Linked DNA regions of Homo sapiens: region 1 is linked to region 2. Evidence: chromatin loops called from intact Hi-C (ENCODE). Cell type or tissue: sigmoid colon. All regions are shown on one strand. Each heading gives the region's core, and the rest is flanking DNA. Links, peaks and the distances in the headings are about the cores only.

Region 1 (8,336 bases), core at 151-8,150, 300 kb before region 2:
GGAGTGGGGATGACTGTGAGCAACCTCTTGAGCCCTGCCGTTTGTTCGAATGGAGGAGATGTCTCTGCCATTCATTTCTCACGTTGGTTTTTGGACCGCAGAGCTGAAAGACATCTCCTAGCTGCAGTCTTCCTTTGCTGCCTCTTGCATGGAGTAAGAACCTGAAGGCCATGCTCAGAGCATTCCTGGAAGGGAAGCTGGTGTTCAGAACTCTGTGCAGCCTGGGCTCTGGCTCTGGGCCATGCCCAGGGGAGAAGAAGGCCTCGGTCTCTGTGCACTATGTTAGGGCCGAAGGAGAAATGGCTTGGTGGATGGGAAGTTCAGATTTTGGGAGCAGGAGACAGGGGTTTCAGGTTAGCTCCCTGACTAATGTACTCAGTGGCATGTCGGTTTCCTGGGCCTCCATTTCCCTATCTATAAATAGGTCACTAAAGACTTCTTTCCTCTAAAACTTAATGAATCAATTGTCACACACAAGTCCAGAGTGTAGGAGCCAATTCAGGAGCAAAGTGGCAGGATCTGAGTTTTTGTGTGTGTGTTATTTTGTAGAGATAAGGTTTCACCATGTTGTCCAGGCTGGTCTCGAACTCCTGAGCCCAGGAGATCCCCCCACCTAGGCCTCCCAAAGTGGTGAGATTACAGGTATGAGCTACTGTGCCCGGCCCTGTTTTCAGTTTTTGTTTCCTGGCAATTCTGTCCAAAGTAATTGTGGGCTAAATATCAGCTACTTCTGAATTCTACAAAAGACAGTCTGGGTAAATTAGAATGACAAATATACCTTGGCCTCAAGGTGGGAACTTCGGATTTAAATTATGTCTGCAGAAGTAGAGACACAGCAAGTATAATCACAATTTGCCTCCTGTGTCTGAATGAAAACAGCTACCAAAGCCTGTGACACTCGAGGCTCAGGCTCCTGCCTGGGTCTGAATCCTGGAATTGTAGGGCCTTGTGCCTGCAGGACACTGTTTTCTCAGAGTCCTACAGCTCTGCTGCTTCACTTTATCCATGTCCAAGCCAGAAGATGGGGAATGGGGTACCAGCTGAGGGCCCAGTGTTCATATCTTTCAAATCTTCTTCCTGCTGGTGCCAGCCAGCCTCCCTTCTCTGTGGCTGTCAGAGGGGGACCAGTGCCAGGGGTCACAGTCAGTCCCTGGACTTGCCCTCTGTGTCACAGCAGAGCCTCTGACCTGGAAGGCTGTTTGCTTGTCATTATGTAACTGGTCTGTGCTTTTGAGCCTGCCAAAGCTCAGGGTTTTTCCATTCTGGAAAGGGATTGGTTGCTATCAGAGGGCCTGGGCTGGAGATGCCGGGAAGTAGATTTTATAAAACGATGTTGTCCTGGTAACCCTGAGTGGCTGATGGGCTGCTGGGAAGAGGGGAGGAGATCAGGGCAGTGGGCCATCTGGGAAAGGGTGCTTACAACCCTGGTGGCCACTGTGTGAGGAATAGACAGTGTCCCCAACTATGAACCTGTGGTTTGTCCAGCAAACACAGGTGTATGTTTCAAAAAAGCTGGGGGCAAGCAGCCATTCATTAACCAAGCAAATGCCTTGGGTGAGGCTAGCCATTGCCAACCCACAGCCCAGCCTGCCCTGCCCTGGCTTATGCTTGTGCCACCTTGTACCTCTCTTCTGAGTAGTGACCAGCAGAATTGACTGGAATGCTTGACAAAATCATAGGCTCTTGGCCTCATTCTGGACCCAGTGAGTGAAAACCTCAGAAATCTGTCATCTTCATGGGTTCCTCAGGTGAACCGGATGTTTGGCCAGTTTTGAAACCACTGCCCCAAGAAATGCAGACACCACAGTGGCTTTCTGCCTGCCTCTCACCGTACAGTGCAGCCCTGGAGCCTGGAAGCCAGCATTTTCCCATTCCTTACAGGCCCCTCATGAGGTGAAGGGAGTGCTGCTTAACTGTATAGTGTCAGACCCCAAATAATCTCCCTCAACGGACCAGCGCCCCGCTAGTGAAAACCAACTGCAGACCTAAACCTTCCCTATTTCCAGGGTTTCACTGCTTCCTGTGACTTTAGGGAGGAGGTCTGAGGTTGAGACAGCTCTGAGGAGCTTCAGAGCACGTGAGGCACTGGATGCGTGAGACCTTGAGGGGGGAATTGTGTGCACATGGGCTTGGGGCTGTTTGTGTGTATTGTTGTACATGTGTGAGTGTGTGTTGAGTGCTTGTATGGAAACCAGCAATCCAGTATGGAAACCAGAACCCAGTGCTTGATGTTCTCAGCATCCTGCCACTGGCGGGGGCTCAGCCCCTACCTCCCCAGCCTGTCTCCAGGTTTACCTCTGCCTACTCCCCACTGAAGAACATTGGCTCGGGCTGACCCCGGAGACTCTGGGTGAGGAGTTGAGGTGCTTGGTCATGGACAAAAGGTCCTCTGTAAGGGGTCCTAAGCTGTGTTCTAGGACACCGGGGGGTCCACAGAGATTGAGCACTAATATGATCCTCTTCCCCTGCCAGGTCTTGGATTGTATGTCACCATTCCCCCCACCACCCGAGTCCCTACCTGACCACTGAAGCTAAGGTTGCTCCAACCCCAGTCACCATTACAACACTCCATTTTATTTTCTTCTAAGAATTATGGTTATCTGATATCATCTTGGCTATCTGCTTAAGTTATGTCAGTGTTGCAAAGTCATTAAGAATAAGGAATCTAGCTGGGGTCAGTGGCTCACGCCTGTAACCCCAGCACTTTGGGAGGCTGAAGGGGGCAGATCATCTGAGCTCAGGAGTTCAAGACCAGCCTGGGCAACACAGCCAAACCCCACCTCTAAAAATACAAAAAATTAGGCGGGCATGTTGGCGCATGACTGTAATCCCACCTACTCAGGAGGCTGAGGCAGGAGGATTATTTGAGCCCAGGAAGCAGAGGTTGCAGTGAGCAGAGATCGTGCCATTGTGCCCCAGTCAGGGCAATGGAGTGAGACTCTGTCTCAAAAAAAAATAAAATAAAATAATAAAAATAAAAATAAAAATAAAAAGAGTAAGGATTCTGGAGTCAGACTGCCTGGATTCAAATCCTGGTTCTACCAGTTTGCACCTGTGTGACCTGGGCAAGTCACATAATACACTCTCTGTGTGTTAGTTCCCGTCTTGGTAAAATTGGGATCATGACAGTGTCCACCTCAGAGGGTTGTTGAAGGAATAGATGAACTGATATAAGCAAGGCAATTAGGACAGCACTGGCCTGCAATAAATGCCATGCAAACATTAGTCCCTGCTGTTGTTATTAGTACAAGACCATATCACTCACTTCTGCAGTCCCACTGCCTTGAAAAGGGCTGGGAACCACATACACACTCAATAACTGTTGAATGAATAAGTGAATGAATAATGAATGAATGAATCTGAGTCCTCCACCAAAATGTGTGACCCAATTCCCTTCTCTGGAGCTTAACTCAGCTCTAAGCTGGATCCAAGAGAGAAACAGCAAAACTCATTTTGGAATATGGTTACGGACACAGCCTCCTTTCTCTGATAATTGAGTATCCCTGGCCCCGGCAGCAGTGGCCATGTGCAGCTGGTGCTGTGGCCTCGTGCTGCCCCCTGCTGGTTGCCTCCAAGACAAGGCCAGCAAACCCAGAGAGACTCAAGCCCAGCCAGGTGAGTGGTGGGATCACATGAGCACCTTGTCTGCAACTTCGGATGCTCCCGCTTTCCTCCTCTCGACGATTGTCCTGGTTGCTTTGCTCACTGGGGTTGTGCCCCCACCCTGCAGGGCCAGGGCCAGACGCACGCTCCTACTGCGTGACCGCAGGTCTTCAGCATGCTGGATCCCGACAGCCCTCAGTGCACAGCAAGCCCCGGGGACTGGCGGGATGCTCTGCTCCTTGTCTATACATCTGTCTCCTTTCCAAGCCTAGAATGTGATCTCTTTAGGGCAGGACCCACAGGCCACCCCCACACTCTCCTTGCCTGCCCCTCCACAGGTCTCTGTGGCCGAGGCAATTTCAGAATCCCCTCAAGACAGGACTTTGCTGCTGCTCTTGCCCGAGCCCTGTCGGGGCTGGATTTGTGGGCTTCTCTCTGGGTTCCCTTTGCGGACTTTTTGGGTATCTCTCTCAAATGCAGTCACTTTTTTCTTTCCTCAGCATCAGCAGGGAAAGAATCTGGACTTTTCTCTGAATCAGGTTCTTTTGGAGAACACTACTAAGTATATGCTTGTGATTTTCGTGTGATGACCTCGCGTCATTTCAAAAGGACAAAGGGGTTCAGGCTGGGAACCTGTAACTCAGGACAGTTTAGGGACTCTGCCTGGGACCCATCAGGCCACCAGCAGAGGGTCCGGTGCACAGATGGATGGTGGGGATCTCCTAGGGGATCTCAAATGGAAATGACATTGTTGTTCCGCCAGCTTCTACACTGTTCTTGTTTCTTGTTCTTGGGCTTCCTGGGAAGTCAGCTGGTGGAAGCACAGGATTCTTGCAGAAGTCCCTGAAGGTGCCTTCACTGGGTGCATGATGAAGCTGGGGGCAACCCCCTTGTTGGGTACCCTATGGACCTGCAGGGCAGTGCCCTCTTAAGCCAAGGATGACAAACATTAGCACACATACTTACCCTCTCCTCCCCGATATCTGTGCCAGATGCAACTAATCAACGATCTCCTACACAGCCTGGAAAAGATCCTGAAAGCCATTTAACCCCACAGTCATTACCAAGGGATGTGAGATGGTGTGGGGAAAAAGACTCATTGTCCAGCCCTCCAGCCCTGCCCAGAGCTCCTGATGTGTCCAGCTTCCTATCCCCATGAGAATCTATGACCTTGACAATTACAGAAGTACCACCAAAAGCCATATGCCGAGTTGCATGTGAGACCCTTTTCCCCAGTGAGAGCATCCTCTGGAGACCTCACCTTGCCCAGCAGTGCTGACCCTTTCCTGTGCTGTCTGCAAGCAGTTCCTGGGTGGTCATCTCTCCTACACTGATGGGATCTGGTTCCCAAGCACCCCAAGGGCAGGAATCAGAAAAGGTCATGAACATTTTGGATTCACTATGTGAAAAGGGTCTGGGGAGTCCAGAGGTAGAAGCTCCCAACCATGGCTGAGATGGAGGGGAAGGTGATGAGACATGGTTTAACATCACACTCACTGTTATATGGTCGTGCTTGCCTAATGCACCAAGATTATGAGCTAAATTCCACATCAGATAAAAAGCAGTGCCGCTTTCCTCCTCAGCCAGGGAGATGTAAACCACCTGGAGCTTCAGGGCAAGGAGTGTAAAATCTGACCCCAAGCCACAGAGCAAAAGCAAGGGAAGGATGGGAAGGGATGCCAAATTCCCTGAGTTCTTGCTGCTTTCAATTCTGATCAATGCCTAAAAGGAAGTGAATATGTTATCTCAAAATTCTTTTTATCTTTTTTGTATCTCTGCTCCTTTCTTATCGCTACTACATATGTTGGCTTTTTTTTTTCTTATACAGATTTATCAACATGTATTTGTCTAATTCAACTCTTAAAAAGTCTAGTTTCTGAGATAATTTGTCATATCTATTATTGCTTTTTGTCGTTGTCAACACAGGGTCTTGCTCTGTCTTCCATGCTGAAGTGCGGTGTCACAATCATGGCTCACTGCAGCCTCGACTTCCTGGGCTCAAGTGATCCTCCTGCCTCAGCCTCACAAGTATCTGGGACTTCAGGTGCACGCCACCACACCTGGCTAATATTTATTTATTTATTATAGAGACAGGATCTCCGTATGTTGTCCAGGCTGGTCTTTAACTCCTGACCTCAAGTGATCCTCCCCAATCAGCCTCCCAAAGTGCTGGGATAACAGGTATGAGCCACCATGCCCAACTTATTTCTATTATTGTCATTTGTTTTATATTTCATTAATTTCACTTTTATATTTATTTGTTTTGTCCTTTTTTTGTTGTTTTAAAAATTTGTTTTAAGAAGATGAACACTTAGTTCAACTATTTTCAGTCCATGTTTTTTTATTTTTAAAATTTTAGTAATGAAAGCAAAGTTACTTATTTCCTCTGAGTATAGCTGTAACTCTATCTCATAGATTTTGGGATACATATTACTGTTTCATTAAGGTTTAAAAATTACTACTAAGATTATGCATTTTTCACGTATCAGTACTATTGGCCATTAGTATTTCTTCCTTTATGAATTTCCTCTTCTCATTCTTATGCCATTTTCCTATTTAGATATTCATTATTTTCTTATTGATTTATCTGTTGTGTACATTGCAAATACATAACCACTTTTCTTTTACATTGTGTTTTACTTTTCAGTAGAAAAGTTTTACGTATTTCTTATGTAGTCAGATATATCAATATTATCACTTTGGGTTCCCCTGTCTGATAACATTCTTAGATAGCTCTTTTTCCTTCCAAGACTACATAAATTGTTACTTATATTTTCTTCTAATTTTAATTTGTATATGTAATAAAATAATCTGATTTTACACTTCCTCTAAATGTTTATTTAACCCAGAATGATTCATTGGTAAGTCATTGTTTTCCTATGATTTTGGCATTCTCTCTTTATCATGCATATAGAACACATACGTGTATATATACATACTTGAGCCCATTTTTAGCCTTTCTATTCTTCTTCATTGTTCTATTTCTGTGTCATTAATATACAACTTCAATTATGCTAGTTTTATAAAACCCTCTAACATAGATGGGTCAAGTTCATCCTAGTTATCCTATTTTAAGCAATTTTCCTAACCCTTGAGAGTCATTCTTTCATAAGAGCTTTAGAATCACTTCATGAAGTCCTCACACCTTCCTCCACTCCCTCTTTTCTTTCCTGTGAACATTGTATAGGGGTACAGTAAGTGTCTAGGTTCTCTGCGGGATCCCCATCCCTCTCATCCTCTCTCTGTTCTCTCAGGCCGTCTCTCTAGCTGGGGGCCAAGCATCCCCTTCCTGCCCTGATCCTTCCCTCTGGTCACAGAATGCGTTTGCTTGGCCTGAAGTTGTCATCAGAACTTTCAGCCCTGGCCTGGCCCCAGGCACTTACGCTTCAAATGAAGTATTAAGGGAATTAAAAAATAAATATGTACAAGGGCTGGCAATGAGGCCACTCTGCAATTTCCTCAGATCAAAGGGCCTAGAGACATCTTAAAAACACTTTATTCAACCCTACAAACAGGACTTACATAAGGACCATTCTGCTCAGGCAGGGTGCTGCTAAGTCCCTCTCTGTGGCTCAAAGGTGTTTCAGCCAGGTAGTCTGAGATTGCCTACAGACTCTTAAGTAAATAGAGGGCAAACATGTTAATATTCAAATGTATCCAGGAAGGATGGGTGCTGCAGTAACAACCCCCAAATATCACTCAGAGTACAAGTCCATTGCCTAGATCCAGGCAGTTGCTTTCCATGCATCTGCTCAGGTTCCAGAATGTTTGATTGTACAACAACTTTATTATTATTATTATTATTATTATTATTATTATTGAGACAGGGTCTCACTCTGTCGCCTAGGCTGGAGTGCAGTGGCGCAATCTCTGCCCACTGCAACCTCCACCTCACGGGTTCAAGTGATTCTCCCTTCTCAGCTTCCCAAGTAGCTGGGATTACAGGCACGTGCCAGCACTCCCAACTAATTTTTGTATTTTTAGGAGAGACAGGGTTTTGCCCATGTTGGTCAGGCTGGTCTTGAACTCCTGACCTCAAAGTGATCCAGCCGCCTCGGCCTCCCAAAGTGCTGGGATTATAGACGTGAGCCACCGCACCTGGCCTTGTACAAGAACTTTATATCTACCAATCTGTCTATAATCACAGAAGACATGGCAGCAGACGAGAGGGCATTTTAGAAATGTATACCCACTCTTTTCTGCTTCTCCCCAGGAGTGACCCACATCACAGGTTCATGCCTGCCTTCAAAAGTCCTCTCAGTGAAAGATTGGCGAGAAACAGTAAAACCTACCATAAGATGCCAGGCCTGCTGTTAGCCATAGAGAGGTCTAATAGTCACAGGCAATTAGAGTGGACAGTAATGAAGACTGCTTTGATCTCTGAGTGGCTTGGTAATTGCACAAAGAGAGGTCTCTTCTCTATTCTCATGGTTAAAACTCTTATCATCCGTCCATTCATTCTAAATCCACTTGTTGAGCACCGCTATTGTCCATTGCCAGAACAATCCTGCAGCTTACTCATCTTGTTATGTTAGGGAAGTGCAGGATCACGAGGGCATGACTAGCCATGTCAATCTTTGTATCCAATGCCTGGATAAATATTTGACATACAGATTAAGACTGCATTTCTCTAATAGATAACTAGTTTCTTTGCTCTAGGTAGGTAACTTGAAAATGTCAAGCACATCATTAAACTTGAATTTTAAGGTGAACATCTGGAAAGGAAGAGTGGT
Region 2 (8,336 bases), core at 48-8,047:
GGCAAGACCCCAAGTGGAAAGCTCAGCCACACCACGCCTGGGCCTCTGGCCTACAGATCCACAAGCTAACAGTTGGCTTTAAGCTGCTAAATTTGAGGATTGGTTGTGTAGCACTGGCAAACAAACATAGTAGTTGTATTCATCAGCATTTTTCTGTATTTATTTCACCTTCTGAGCTTAAAAAAATCATTCTTGGAAGGCTGGGCGCAGTGGCTCATGCCTGTAATCCCAGCACTTTGGGAGGCTGAGCTGGGTGTATCACTTGAGGTCAGGAGTTCAAGACCAGCCTGGCCAACATGGTGAAACCCCATCTCCACTAAAAATACAAAAATTGGCCAGGTATGGTGGTGGGTGCCTGTAATCCCAGCTACTTGGGAGGCCTAGGCAGGAGAATCACTTGAATCCAGGAGGCAGAGGTTGCAGTGAGCCAAGATCACACCACTGCACCCCAGCCTGGGTGACGGAGGGAGATTCTGTCTCAAAAAAAAAAAATCATTCTCATAATTGATATTTTCTTCTAAAATTTTTACAGTTTAATTTTTCACATTTAAGTATTCCAAATCAAATTTTTTCTATGGTATGAGGTAGAGCTCTGGTTTCTCTTTTCCCCCATAATGATAACAATTTTTCCTGGAACTACTTATTGAAGAGCCCATCATTTCTTCACAGATCTGCAATTACAATTCAGTCATGAATCCAATTTCTATGTAAAGGAGCGTTGGTTTCTGGCCTCTTTATTTTGTGTCATTATTTAACTTGTCTATCACGGTGTAATTGTGTAAACCAGTCTGCCTTAATTACTGTAGCTTCCTAGTTATCTGCTAGATGTCTGCTAAAGTAACTTCCTCATCTTATTCTTCAAGAGTATCTTGGCTTTTGGCTTTTTCAAATAAGATTTAAAATAGATTATCAAATTTCATTACAGGCTCACTCCTGTAATCCCAGCACTTTGGGAGGCTGAGGCGGATGGATCACCTGAGGTCAGGAGTTTGAGACCAGCCTGGCCAAAATGGGGAAATCCTGTCTCTACTAAAAATGCGAAAATTAGCTGGGTGTGGTGGCGTAAGCCTGTACTGCCAGCTACTAGGGAGACTGAGGCAGGAGACAGGAGAATCACTTGAACCTGGGAGGCGGAGATTGCAGTGAGCTGAGATCACACCTTTGCATTATATCCTGGGCCACAGAGCAAGACTCCGTATCAAAAAAAAAAAAAAAAAAGCTGTTAGGATTTGTTTGAATTATAGTACATGTTGTAGCTATAAATCAGTTGGGAGACTGACATCTTCAAAAGACTGAATATCCCAATCTATAAATATGGCCCTATCCTTTTCAAACTAATGCAGGAACAGAAAACCAAACACTACATGTTCTCATGTATAAGTGAGAGACAAATAATGAGCACACATGGATGCATAGAGGGGAACAACAGACTCTGGGGCCTATGGGAAGATGGAGGGTGGGAAGAGGGAGAGGAGCAGAAAAAATAACTAGTGGGTACTGGGCTTAATACCTGGGTGATGAAATAATCTGTGCAGCAAACTCCCATGACGAGAGTTTAACTATGTAACAAACCTGCACATGTACTCCTGAACTTCAAATAAAAGCTAGAATATGACCTGCGTCTCTTTTGCCTAAGACTTCTTTAATGTTTTTCTCTTGTTCTTGTTGTTTTTGTTTTTGTTTTGTTTTTGAGACACAGTCGCATTCTGTTGCCCAGGCTAAAGTGCAATGGCACGACCTCGGCTCACTGCAACCTCTGCCTTCCGGGTTCTAAGAGGTTCTCCTGCCTCAGCCTCCCCAGTAGCTAAGATTACAGGCACATGCCACCATGCCCAGCTACTTTTGTATTTTTAGTAGATACGGGGTTTCCCCAAGTTGGCCACGCTGGACTCGAATTCCTGACCTCAGGTGATCCACCTGCCTCAGCCTCCTAAAGTGCTGGGATTATAGGCGTGAGTCACCATGCCTGGCCTCTTTAATAGCTTTCATAAAGATATATAATTTTTTCCACTTACACATCTTTTGTTAAATTTATTTTTAGGCATTTTGTATCCTTTATTGTAACCATAAATGGTATCTTTTTAAAATTTGTCTTTTCTGTTTGTGGCTGCTAGAAGTACGAATGATTTTTATATTTTGTATCCCACATTCTTGCTGAATATTCTTATCCATACTTTAAAAAAAAAAAAATTTGAGATGGTCTTTCACCACGTTGCCCAGGCTGGTCTCGAACTCCTAAGCTCAAGCAATCCTCCCACCTCGGACTCCCAAAGTGCTGGGATTACAGGCATGAGCTACTGCACCAGGCCTAAATATTCTTATCCATTCTAATAACTTAGCTGTAGATTCTCTTTGCCTTAATTTCTTTAATAGATATAGGATAATTTGGATTTTGTAATTTGTGTCTTTTGAGGAAATTTGTCAGTTTCATCTAGCTGTCAAGTTTATTGACTTGAAGTTGTTTATAATATTCTTTTATTTTTAATATCTGTAGGATTTAATTGATATCTTCTTTTTGTTCTCAAAATTGGACATTATGTCTTTTTTCCTGACGAGTCTTGCTGGAAGTCTTGTTTTGTTTCTGCTAGGATTTTATCATGTAGTTGTGTTGTATTGTCCATGAGTTTTTGGTTTTGTCATCTAGTTACTCCGTTGGTGTGTGATGATGAGGGGAGATTTAAAAGTGACGTCATCGTCATTGCTGCCATTTTCTAGAAACCTACGCTTTTATTTTTGAAGTATATTTCAGTGGGTAGAATTTTATGTTGGCAGATTTTTTTCATTTCAACATGAAAAATGTCATTCCGTGGGTTTCTGGCTTCTGTAGTTTCTGATGAAAAGTCCTTCTCCTACTTATTGTTGTTTCTTTGAAAGTAATATGTCTTTTTTTCCTCTGGCTTCTTTTGAATGTCTCCTTTTATCTTTTTTTTAGCAATTTAATCACGACTTTTTTTCTATTCACCTGCTTAGGATTTGCAGACATTCCTGTCTGTGAATTAATGTCTTTTATTTGTTTTGAGATTTGTGGGGGAACATTTTCTCTTTTTTAAAATTTCCTTTTATTTTTATTTTTATTTTTTTGTTGTTGTTGTTGTTGTTGTTGTTGTTGTTGTTGTTGTTGTTGTTGAGACAGAGTCTCACTCTGTCACCCAGGCTGGAGTGCAGTGGTGCGATCTTGGCTCACTGCAAACATCGCCTTCTGGGTTCATGCCATTCTCCTGCCTCAGCCTCCCAAATAGCTGGGACTACAGGCGCCCGCCACCACACCCAGCTAATTTTTTGTATTTATGGTAGAGACGGGGTTTCCCTGTGTTAGCCAGGAAGGGTTCGATCTTCTGACCTTGTGATCCACCTGCCTCGGCCTCCCACAGTGCTGGGATTACAGGCATGAGCCACCGTGCCCGGCCTATTTATTTATGTTTTTTGAGACAGAGTCTCACACTGTCGTCCAGACTGGAGTGCAGTGGTGCAATCTTGGCTCACTGCAACCTTCGCCTCCCAGGTTCAAGCAATTCTCCTGCCTCAGCCTCCAGAGTAGCTGGAACTACAGGCACCCACCACCATGCCCGGATAATTTTTGTATTTTTAGTAGAGGTGCTCTCTACCTCCTGTTATGGAGGAGGTAGAAACTGGTCTCAGTCTGGTCCAGTCTGGTCTCAAACTCCTGACCTCAAGTGATCTGCCCGCCTCGGCCTCCCAAAGTGCTGGGATTACAGGTGTGAACCACTGTACCCAACCCCATTTTCTCTTTAAATAGAGGTACTGTTCCACTTCCTTTCTGGTTCTGGGACTCTAATTCCTCACAAGTTAGACCTGTCTGGTATGTTCCACGTCTCTTGTTAACTTTCCTATATTTCCCATCTTTTTCTCTCTCTCTCTAACCTTCAATTTCAGTGTTTTCTACTAACCTAACTTCCACTTCTTTAATCCTCTCTTCTGTTTTGTCTAATTTGCTGATAAATCCATCTATTGGGTTTTTAATTTCTGTTATTTTCTCAATTCTATATTCTTTTTAATCCTTAAAAAATAAAGTCCAGGTATTTGGTGAAATTCTCTATATTTTCTTGTTATTTTATTTTATTTTTTTGAGACAGAGTTTCACTCTTGTAGCCCAGGATGGGGTGCAATGGTACGATCTCAGCTCATGCAACCTCTGCCTCTTGGGTTCAAGCAATTCTCCCATCTCAGCCTCCCAAGTAGCCGGGACTACAGGTGTGCACCACCACACCCGGTCAATTTTTGTATTTTTGGTAGAGATCGGGTTTTACCATGTTAGCCAAGCTTGTCTCAAACTCCTGACTTCCAGTGATCTGCCCACCTCAGCCTCCCAAAGTGCTGGGATTACAGGTGTGAGCCACTGCACCCCACCAATATTGACTTTTTAAGCTATGTAATAGATTGACACTCACCATAAGCCTCTGCCCTTGTTCTGCAGGTCGTGAAGGTGTTGATTGTCCTGACCCCACAGTTTCTGTCCCGTGACAAGGACCAGCTGACCAAGGAGCTGCAGCAGCATGTAAAGTCAGTGACAGTCTCATGCAAGTCCCCAAGGAAGGTGAGTGAGGGCAGATGGAAGGGGTCTGGTGCCCCTGAATAGCTCCCAGTGCTTCTGCCCCATGTCTCATAGGGTGGCTGTGCAGGGGAAAGCTTAGGCAGTCACAGTACTGGCTTTTTCTTCTGCAGAAGAAGGAATTTGGTTTAGGGATGGGATGGCATAGTTGATTTATTTGGATGGAAATTGCTATCTTGTGTAAGAAACGCAAAAGGAATCATTGCTGGCATGTTAACCTAAAGACAAAAATCAGTCAAGTGCCCAAGGATATTTTTAAAAAGGTTATTTATAGTCCTGTACAAATTTAAAAAAAAAATCCAAATCAGCAGCTTTCAAACTTTTTCTAACATGATTCATAGGAAGAAATATGTTCTGTTTTGCAACTCAAAATATATATACATACATATAACAAACAAAAATTAGTAGAATGATATTTATCTTTATAAATGCAATGCATTCTGATATGTTTATTTTAATTCAATGCCTTGTGCAACCTACAAAAAGTCAAACAATAGAGAAATAAGGTTTTCATAAAATTGAATATAACCCTGCAATTTAAAATAATGATTCAGTTTTTTATATATTTAACATATATCTCAACACATATTAAGAGAAAAAAGCGTACTGTGAAAAAGTATACGTGGTATTATCCTACCCGTTTGAAAATAAAGTGCAAAGAGATACATATGCCAAAAAGTTAACACTTCCTTCTTTGTAATACTTTGCTGCAGTGTCTGAGTATTTACAGTCAATACACATTATGAAGCTACATGGCTAACCTTGACTGAGTACTCACTGTGTGTGCCAGCCCCTAGGCTCAATGCTTTACATGGATTTTTATTTCATTAAATCCTCTCCTCCACCTGAGATAGCATAGCAAACCATTTTACAAAAACAAAACTGAGGCTCGGAGACTCAAAGTCAAATGCCCGAGGTTGCAGTCATTAAGAGGCAGGGCTGAAACTGAAACCTATGTGTGTCTGACAACAAGTTCATGTTCTGAGGGTAGGCTAGCCTGCTTCACAGAGCATGAAATAGATGGTGCATGCCTGCTACGATGGGCCAGATATCACTGTAGGTTCAGTGGACAGCCCCAGACAATGGAAATTTACAACACTGAAGGTTCTTATCCTGCTCATGCGGCACGTCCACCATGGCTCTGCTGGGCCTTGTGCTTCACATCCCCTCATCCACCAACAGGATAAAAGGAGCAGCCTCCACCTGTCAGCTTCTCTAAGAGATGGAGGAGAGGGTGGCCAGTCTCAGTGGCTCCCAACTCTTCTGTCTTGAAGTGACACGCTTCACTTCCACTCACAGGTCCTGAGTCACATCACACGGCTACATCCACCTTCAAAGGGTCAAGGGGAGAACCTGACACACTCGGTGGATTCCATTAAGGCCACCATATGGTGTCAGCCTGTGTGGGAGACTGTGGAGGGGCAGAGGAGGAGGGTAGGGAATTGGTAAGTCACTGTGGATTTCCCTTATACTTAACCAGATGGAGTTTGTCCCGGAGCTGCCGAAAACTGTCACTGGAAAGATTAAACAAGGTGAACTTGAGAAAAGGAGCTTGGTCAGATGTAATCAGCAGTGAACTCGGAACCAACTGGCACCTTCGGCAAATCCCTGGCCACTTCAGTCTCCCCACTAGGGCGGGGTGATGATGAGACATTGAGAGGGTTGATTTGGAAAAGCATCAGGAGGGCCACAATTCCAATGTTTTTCTTTTCTTTTTCTTTCTTTTCTTTTTTTTTTTTTTTTTTGAGACAGAACTTCATTCTTGTTGCCCAGGCTGGAGTGCAGTGGCGTGATCCTGGCTCACTGCAACCTCCGCCTCCTGGGTTCAAGCCCTTCTCCCATCTCAGCCTCCTGAGTAGCTGGGACTGCAGGTGCCCGCCACCACACCCAGCTAATTTTTGTATTTTTAGTAGAAATAGAGTTTCACCGTGTTGGCCAGGCTGGTCTTGAACTACTGTCCTCAGGTGATCCACCCACCTCAGCATTTCAAAATGCTGGGATTTCAGGCGTGAGCCACCGCACCCGGACTGTTTTTGTTATTTTAAGTTACATTCAGTTACTCTGCTTCCTCCAAGTCCTCTCTGTGTCTTTAGAATTTCCCAGGTGAGTACACAGATTGGAGTTCCAGGTAATAAAATATTAATTTCGACAATACCCTGTGTGAAGCATTTGTTCTGGGAATGAACCTATGTTAAATGCCCTCCTTCTGTAGTTCTCCCTAATCCACAACCTGAAATATGTTGAGACCAGATTCTCCCTCCTGGCACCAGTTTCTCAGGGTAGCCCTAAGCACCCTTCAATGGCCAAGACACAGGGGTCCAGGAGGTGTGCCCCATGTGGCACCGGGCACGTGCCTGTGCCCTGGAGTGAGGCCCCAGGAAGGCCGGGGCAGGGCAGATGTCCTGGGTGGTCAGCCTTGGCTTGGGGACTATATTTGCCTGCCAGACCACCGCTGCCTCCCCCACCCAATGGTCCTTTGTGTCCCCCAATAGTGCCCATGTGCACATGTGCCCCAGCCTAAACCTGGCATGTGTGAGTGAGGGCCTCAGCCTCTGGGCACCCAGCACTCCTCTAGCCCTGCCCCTAGCTATCCCCTGTAGTCACCTACACATCAGACCTTCCAAGTGGCCCAGGAGCTCTGTCCCCGAGCCCTTCCTAGAGGACCTCACTCATTCACCCTCCCAGGGCCCAGGCTCCCTCCAGCCCAGAATCCTCCCCCAACAGACAATCTTCCTTCTTTCAGTATAACTCTCTCCGGCGACCCAGAGTCCTCCTCACAACCCTGGCCTGGAGTCCTGTGACCTGACCCTTCATGCCATCCCTCCTTGGGGCCTAAGAGGGACCACCAGGGGGCCACCAGAGGCTCAGAAAAGCAGGGGCAGAAAAGGCCCTGCCGGGGGATGAGAGAAGCACATGCTGTCCCCTTCTCAGCCACTCCTGGAGGTCAGCATTGGAGAGGCCTCTCTGTGACTGCCAACTTCCGAGGTGCACAAACCCAGAAACTCACAGGGAGATAAACAGATACCGCAAGCACAGAGACACAGGGGCACAAAACCACCCCAGCTTCACCTGGGCACTCAGGAGTATGGCCCACGGACAGGCACATAAACACACACACCAGGAGGACACAGATACACACACAGAACCATGAGACACAGCCCCACAGGGCTGACTCTACACACAGTGGACACCCACGTGTGCGCACACGTGCTCACATACACACACACACACACACACACACACACACACTGGCACAGACCCACAGGCAGAGAATCAGACATAGAACACACACACTACACAAAACATAAACACACAAATACAAACACAATCAGGGACACCCAAAGGAGAAGCAAATTCACACGCACACACCTCAACACATACACAAAGATACAGAAGCCAGGTATACACAGACACTCTCACCGGGGGCACACATGCCAGAGACACACACATTACCCAATCAGAAACACAAACACAGATTTGCACAACCAACACACACTCATTCAGAAAGAAAGGACACCCAAATGCGTACAAAGATAGAGAAAAACACAGAGCCACCCTGAGACAGCTACACAGAGACATAATCACAGACACAGACACTCAGATGCACAGATGAATATATGCAGATTTACGCACCCAAACATGCACACACTCCCAGACCCCAGCCCACAGTACAACCAGAGGTGGCACTCCAGAGGGCAATCCTGGGACCAGCGGACAGAACAGACCCAGGCATGACCTGGCCCTCCTGAGCTCTCTTGGAAGAAAG

What was found. A loop is a pair of places that touch in the nucleus more often than their neighbours do. Peaks named below come from ENCODE experiments on the same cell type or tissue, not always from the same donor. Only the 100,000 strongest peaks of a DNase experiment are listed, where the experiment ranks them.
Region 1: it touches region 2 in a loop (21-fold over the local background); 2 of 110 quality-filtered maps call a loop at or near these places.

The regions. Positions count from the first base shown.
Region 1 is chr10:79,926,035-79,934,370 of GRCh38, forward strand. It overlaps the pseudogene BMS1P21. Among named protein-coding and RNA genes, the nearest start is that of SFTPD, 19 kb to the right of the region's middle. In sigmoid colon, for the core only: a CTCF peak has its summit at 3,582 (motif pointing left); a DNase peak (open chromatin) is centred at 3,557; H3K27me3 peaks cover 555 bases.
Region 2 is chr10:80,229,229-80,237,564 of GRCh38, forward strand. LOC124902470 (a long non-coding RNA gene) reads left to right here. Exons shown (of 3, transcript XR_007062217.1): 2 at 4,436-4,555; 3 at 6,051-6,724. Among named protein-coding and RNA genes, the nearest start is that of LINC00857, 26 kb to the left of the region's middle. RefSeq lists an enhancer at 5,491-5,880. In sigmoid colon, for the core only: no CTCF peak of the experiment used is centred there; no DNase peak of the experiment used is centred there.